Linked DNA regions of Homo sapiens: region 1 is linked to region 2. Evidence: read pairs that join two places in POLR2A ChIA-PET (ENCODE). Cell type or tissue: IMR-90. All regions are shown on one strand. Links, peaks and the distances in the headings refer to the core of each region. The heading gives the core; the rest is flanking DNA. Region 1 overlaps RAPGEF6 (Rap guanine nucleotide exchange factor 6). Region 2 has its middle 5.1 kb from the start of CDC42SE2.

Region 1 (2,929 bases), core at 158-2,657, 200 kb after region 2:
CAGAGTCAAATCATAGTGAGGCAGGTACTTAAAAAAGCACAGTACAGAAGTCTAATGATAAAGACCAGCCACTGGGCACATATCCAAAGATGATATAATCACTCAAGGCGGGGGGTTGGAGATGAAGGGAGAGAAAGAAAAATTAGAAGGCAATCACCCACTTTCATTTACAAAAAAGAAGTAAAAGAAAGATGGAAGAAACAAAAATAGAAAAAGCCAATACCACCAAAATGGAAAATACATTAAATCTAACAACACTTCAATAAAGGCATATTAATTGAACATTTCTTTTCATAGGCATTGAATACCTAAGTAGAAAATCAGCTGCATGTAATGACAAAACCATACAGACATTTGTACCTATTTGTACCAACTTACCTTATTATTGCAAACATGGAATTGAAGTTCTTACATTCTCGACAATGAAGTGCAATTTTAATAAAATGCTTAATAATCTTCATTCGTTTGAGCTGATTTGCTTCAGTTAAAATTTCTGAGGCAACCCAGAATGTCTCTTGGTTTACAATGTCCTCAAACCTCTTCAAATGAGTATTTCCTGTTTTGGAATTTAACTTAAAAAGGTCATCGATGTACTCAGTCGGTTCAATATTACGAAACAAATCAAAGTCCCTCATTGACAGCTGGGTGGCCACCTCAATGGTACTGAGCTGCAGCATGGATAGCTGGCTTTCCTTAACTAGTTCTTGAGCATCTTCATCTGAACATAAGGTTTCTGTTTCCATGTTATTTTTTAAGTAATACCTAAATGGAAAAATTTTTTTAAATAAATGTATTCATAAATATGATTAAATAAGAGCACTTTTCCTTTTTGTCGTTGTAAAATATCATTTTACTGTTAATAACTTTTAGCCAAAAATATTAATTTACAGATAAAATGAAAAGTTAACATTTTAAATGAAAAGATTTTTGAGAAGTCTGTCTCTTATTCTACCAACTGGCATCTATTAAAGAGTAAAAATAATGTTGTTATGTCATGAACTTAATTATTTTATGAAACTATCTGTCAGATACTATTTTAGGTACTGGCCTTGCCCTCGTAAAGCTTTTATCTTACTGTTTTATCTGACAGAGGATTGGTACTATGTAAATATTTGTTTATGAATAGCATGAATTCTAATTAAGGCAAAATAAATTCCTGAATCAAGACGGTTAAAAATCTCTATTCAGAAGTTACTCCACTCACTTCCTTTTTAAATAAATTTCCAAGTGAAGCAAGAGGAATGAAATCTACAGAGGAGGGGAAACACTTCCACTAATGGTTTCTCCCTTGTTAAATACAAAACCTCATTCCAGCAAGTGGCACTTATCAGTTACCACACATTAAGACCTATATTTTGCTTTCTTCTCTTAAATCAACAATTCTACAGCACTTAAAAGTAAGAGACAGGAAACATCTTGTGCAGGGATGTTACTAAGGAAACGAGGTAATGTATCACCTGCTTTTACTTCGTTCTTTTCTAATAATCCAACTTGATTTAAGCCTAAGTTTGTATCCATCTATCCATCTATTTTTTACTGTCAAGAAACTCTTTTTTCTGCTTTTAGACTGTTCATATGCCTAAGACAATGCCATAAATAATAGTGCTGAAACTCATTATGCTATATATAATAATGTTTAACATTATAAGGTATGGTATACTTAGTAACTCATTTAATCCTTACAACATTCCCATGAGGTATATTCTACTATTACTATCCTCATTTTATGGGTGAGGAAATTCAGGTAGAGAAGCTACATATGACTTGCTCAAGGTCACATAGCCAGAGCTGGGATTTGAATGTGGGCAATCTGAATCCAGGGTCTATGCTCTTAACCACTATGTACAGCCAGCAAAACAGAGTTAACTCATTCTCATTTCACAGCAACCATGGCATGCAGTCACTGTAAGCTTTCTAGGGATCTTGTTCTACATATGAAACTGGGTTACCAAAAAGATTATTCTCAGAGTGGTTGAGTGTGGTAGCTCACACTCGTAATGCCAGCACTTTGGGAGGCTGAGGCAGGCAGATCACTTGAGGTAAGGAGTTTGAGACCAGCCTGGCCAACACGGTGAAACCTCGTCTCTACTAAAAATACAAAAATTCGCCAGGCATGGTGGCATGTGCCTGTAGTCCCAGCTACTCAGAAGGCTGAGGCAGGAGAACCGCTTGAACCTGGGAGGTGGAGGTTGCAGTGAGCTGAGATCGCGCCACTGCACTCCAGCCTGGGCGACAGAGGGAGACTCCATCTCAAAAAAAAAAAAAAAAACCAGAGTAAGGAACAAATGTACTACAGAAATAATCTAGTTTATTAAATAATTTTCAGAACACATTTTAAAATTTTTAAAATTTTCCTGCATATTCATTAAAGGAAAACTACTTAGAAAAAGAACTGTGAAAACCATGGCTTCTTTTGCCAAAGTACATACTGGCCATATTAAAAACAAATTTATAAATTAGTAGATACAGTCATTCAGATATATATGAAGATTTGTATCATTCAGCTTCCTCTATAAAAAAACAGGAACTAGATTATATCAGTGGTTCTAAGAGTTTATTTTAGCAGGAGTGACAAGATATTTTATCAAGCGTCTTCTGGAGTGAATTTAGGAGCACTAAAACATGATAATGTTTCTACTTACAATAGCTGTTTTAACAGGAAATCTTCAAAAGCACATCTACAAATAAGCACATCCACTAATAAGCTTATTCACCTTCCATTGAGTTGAATTCTATCAGCTAATTTGGAGAACTGATCTGGAAGTCTTCTCTGTTTTATGACACCCTCAGGAGTAACAGAAACTTCACAGAGAGAATATGTGTCGGATGCACCGGTCAAACCAAATTCATGAACAGCATGAAAAACTACTTCTTTAGCTGTGGTGTCTTTACTGATGATAATGTAGCAACTTTGCTGATCCACTTTGAA
Region 2 (2,929 bases), core at 246-2,745:
TCTGTTCCACTTGCTAATTTTTTTTTTTTTTTTTGAGACAGAGTCTTGCTCTGTCACCCAGGCTGGAGTGCAGTGGCACGATCTTGGCTCACTGCAACCTCTGCCTCCCAGGTTCAAGCGATTCTCCTGCCTCAGCTTCCCAAGTAGCCAGGACTACAGGTGCGCACCACCATGCCTGGCTAATTTTTTGTATTTTAGTAGAGATGAGTTTTCACCATGTTGTCCAGGCTGGTTTCAAAGTCCTGAGCTCAGGCAATCCACCTGCCTTGGTCTCCCAGTGTTTTAGGATTACAGGGGTAAGCCACCGCGCTCGGCCCCACCTGCTAAATTTAAGGGCACCAAATCTCCCGGTGCTTTGAGACCATCTAACAAGATATTCCGTTTCTCCTCTTCCTGGATTCCTGGTGAACCAAAGAGATGGGAGACCCCCTGGTGCTTGCTGAATGGCTTCCTAACACACACTGGTGCTAGTTCTGCTCGTTCTTCCGTGCTAAGGGGCTTCCTCAAGATACGGGGAGAAGTATCCTCTCCTCTGCAGCCCTGGTGCTGAGTCTTAATTGCCAGCAGAGTCCACTCCCTCTTGTTATCTGCCTTTTGGACTTCATCTTTCCCCACTCTTGTATGCCAGCCTGCCAATACTCAACTCAAGATCCATTGTGGTTCTTGCTTTCCCTGGGAACACACCTTTAAGATGTCAGTTTCTGAACTTTTGCTCACTAAGCTTTGTGCTTCCTAAATTAGTGCCACATCCCCTTTCTCTTTATTGTTTTTTTTTCTGTGTGAAATCTACCACAAGCTTTATCACCATTATTGTTTACTTGTTAAGTCTCTTTTAGCTGACTCATATTTTTAACTTTAACAAACATATAAAGGAAACTTGTATTACTACCATATATGTAAAATTGGTATTACTTGCCATATATAGATGTTAGCTGTTTAAAAAAAAGAAAAAGGAGTTCTTGGTTACTTAGTCTGTAACTTGACATAGCAGAGTGACCCCAAAGGCTCCCTTCCTCTTATCTTGTTGTCCCCAGAGGCATTTTGTTACAATTCCTAACTTTTTTTTTTGAGGTGAGGGGCTGCAATGCAATTGGATCACAGGCTATGTATTGAAGCTAGCCAAGCTGCATGTACCCTAATTTACCTCTCTCCATCCTTCCACTTCCCATCCCCAGTGAAGTGTATCACCTAAAATCATCTCCCACACCACGAGAGGTGTGCAATACATAGTTTGGGAAACACTGATCTGACTACCTTCTTCACAGAGACCCACCTCGAATTCCTTTCCCTTTGAAAAAACTTTTCTAACTAATTCAGACCTCAGTGATCCCCTCAACCACATTCATAAAGCTACTGTGTCTATTTATTCAAATGTTGATGTGTGACATTTCATTAAAGACAAAGACCATGCTTTATACTGAATTTTTCCACAGCACTCGGTATGCTACCTGGCAAACAGCAGGCATTCAATGAATATTTGTGGTTTGATGAGCAGCAAGGGTCAGCCACAGGTAAGAGTGTAAAGCAAAGTTTGACTTAGCTTGCCTTCCTATCTTTGGCTGCTTCAGTCACAGAAAGGGCCACTGTCCATGATTATTCTGACAGTTGGTTATTTTCTCCTTTCTCAATAAATTCCACAATTCCTGATTTTTCTCAATCTTCCCAAATCACAATTCATGTGCCATATGTCTCATTACCTTATTGACTAATTAGCTAAGATATCTGGGGTTTGCCATTAGATTTTATGATGCTTGCCTGTACCTTATAATTTTTTTGGTATCTTCTATCACACTAAAAACAGACCATGTATACATAATATACACTCAATAGATATACTGTATGTTGTATACATAAACAAATACATGTTGAATAATTTGTTTCTTGGAGTATGCCTGTTATATCTTTAGGAAAAAAATACTAAATTCCAAAAGTAATTTATATAACATTGGTCAAGTGGATTTACTAAGTTTGCTATTAGTTAATGTTCACAGCACAAGTATAGAAAGCTTTGTAGTTCTGACTCAGAAAAATAACAATTAAATCTTCCCTCTGCCTTTCCTCTTTCTTTTGATTCACTTGACTCATTCAGATGTTCCTATAAAGAAGCAATTTAAGTCTCTATAGCTTTACACAGAACTGGTGGTTTCTTCTCTTGTATCCCAAGCAGTTAGTACATACATCTAGTTAGGAATGATCATCTAATTTATCAGCAGACCTAGACACAACTGAGAATGAAAGAAGACACAAATAACTCTTAAGCCAGGACAAGAGATTCCTGATAAATCAGGAAATATGGTCATACTACTTTGAATGTAGTTATCTATTAAATGTGTCTCTTGTCATTCAACTGTAAAGCTGTGTTAAGTTTGAGCCTTATTTCTCTTAGCTTCCTTTGTTGCCTGGAATTGTGTCTGGCACGTTGTGGTGGCAGAAGAAATGTTAGTGCCCCTTTAAAAATGTTCATTTATTTAAACATTATACTATATTGATGTAGAACTCATACCATCCCATTTGGGGCCTTTTATGAGCCATTTTCTCAGTATTACAAATGTAGAACAATGAGCTTAATTATATGCTTGTGTAATGATAATAACTAGCTTTTACCAGCACAGCCTGTTCCAAGGCTAAGGCTAACGATTTTACTTGAGTTCTCTTATATATTTCTCACAACAGACCTCACAGGTAGGTAATATTATTGGTCTTATTAAACTAGAAGAAAAGATAGGTTTAGAAAAAACTTTGTTTAGAGTCACCTAACTAATTATGCAGCAGAATTTGGATTTGAACTCCAGACTCTGACTCCGTACACCATGTCTCCTAAATGTTAGAAAGAACTGCTATAAAATTTTGGAAAAGAGGATTTAAAAAACATTAATAGTGGCTGGGCACGGTGGCTCCCGCCTGTAATCCCAGCGCTTTGGGAGGCTGG

Evidence for each region. Peaks named below come from ENCODE experiments on the same cell type or tissue, not always from the same donor. Only the 100,000 strongest peaks of a DNase experiment are listed, where the experiment ranks them.
Region 1: POLR2A ChIA-PET joins it to region 2 with 6 read pairs; 3 of 35 experiments call an interaction of 5 or more read pairs at or near these places.

The regions. Positions count from the first base shown.
Region 1 is chr5:131,461,327-131,464,255 of GRCh38, forward strand. It overlaps RAPGEF6 (Rap guanine nucleotide exchange factor 6), which reads right to left. Exons shown (of 28, transcript NM_016340.6): 18 at 2,715-2,929; 19 at 379-762. Among named protein-coding and RNA genes, the nearest start is that of RAPGEF6, 170 kb to the right of the region's middle. In IMR-90, for the core only: no CTCF peak of the experiment used is centred there; no DNase peak of the experiment used is centred there.
Region 2 is chr5:131,257,462-131,260,390 of GRCh38, forward strand. It overlaps a transcript of CDC42SE2 not described here. Among named protein-coding and RNA genes, the nearest start is that of CDC42SE2, 5.1 kb to the right of the region's middle. In IMR-90, for the core only: no CTCF peak of the experiment used is centred there; no DNase peak of the experiment used is centred there; H3K27ac peaks cover 614 bases.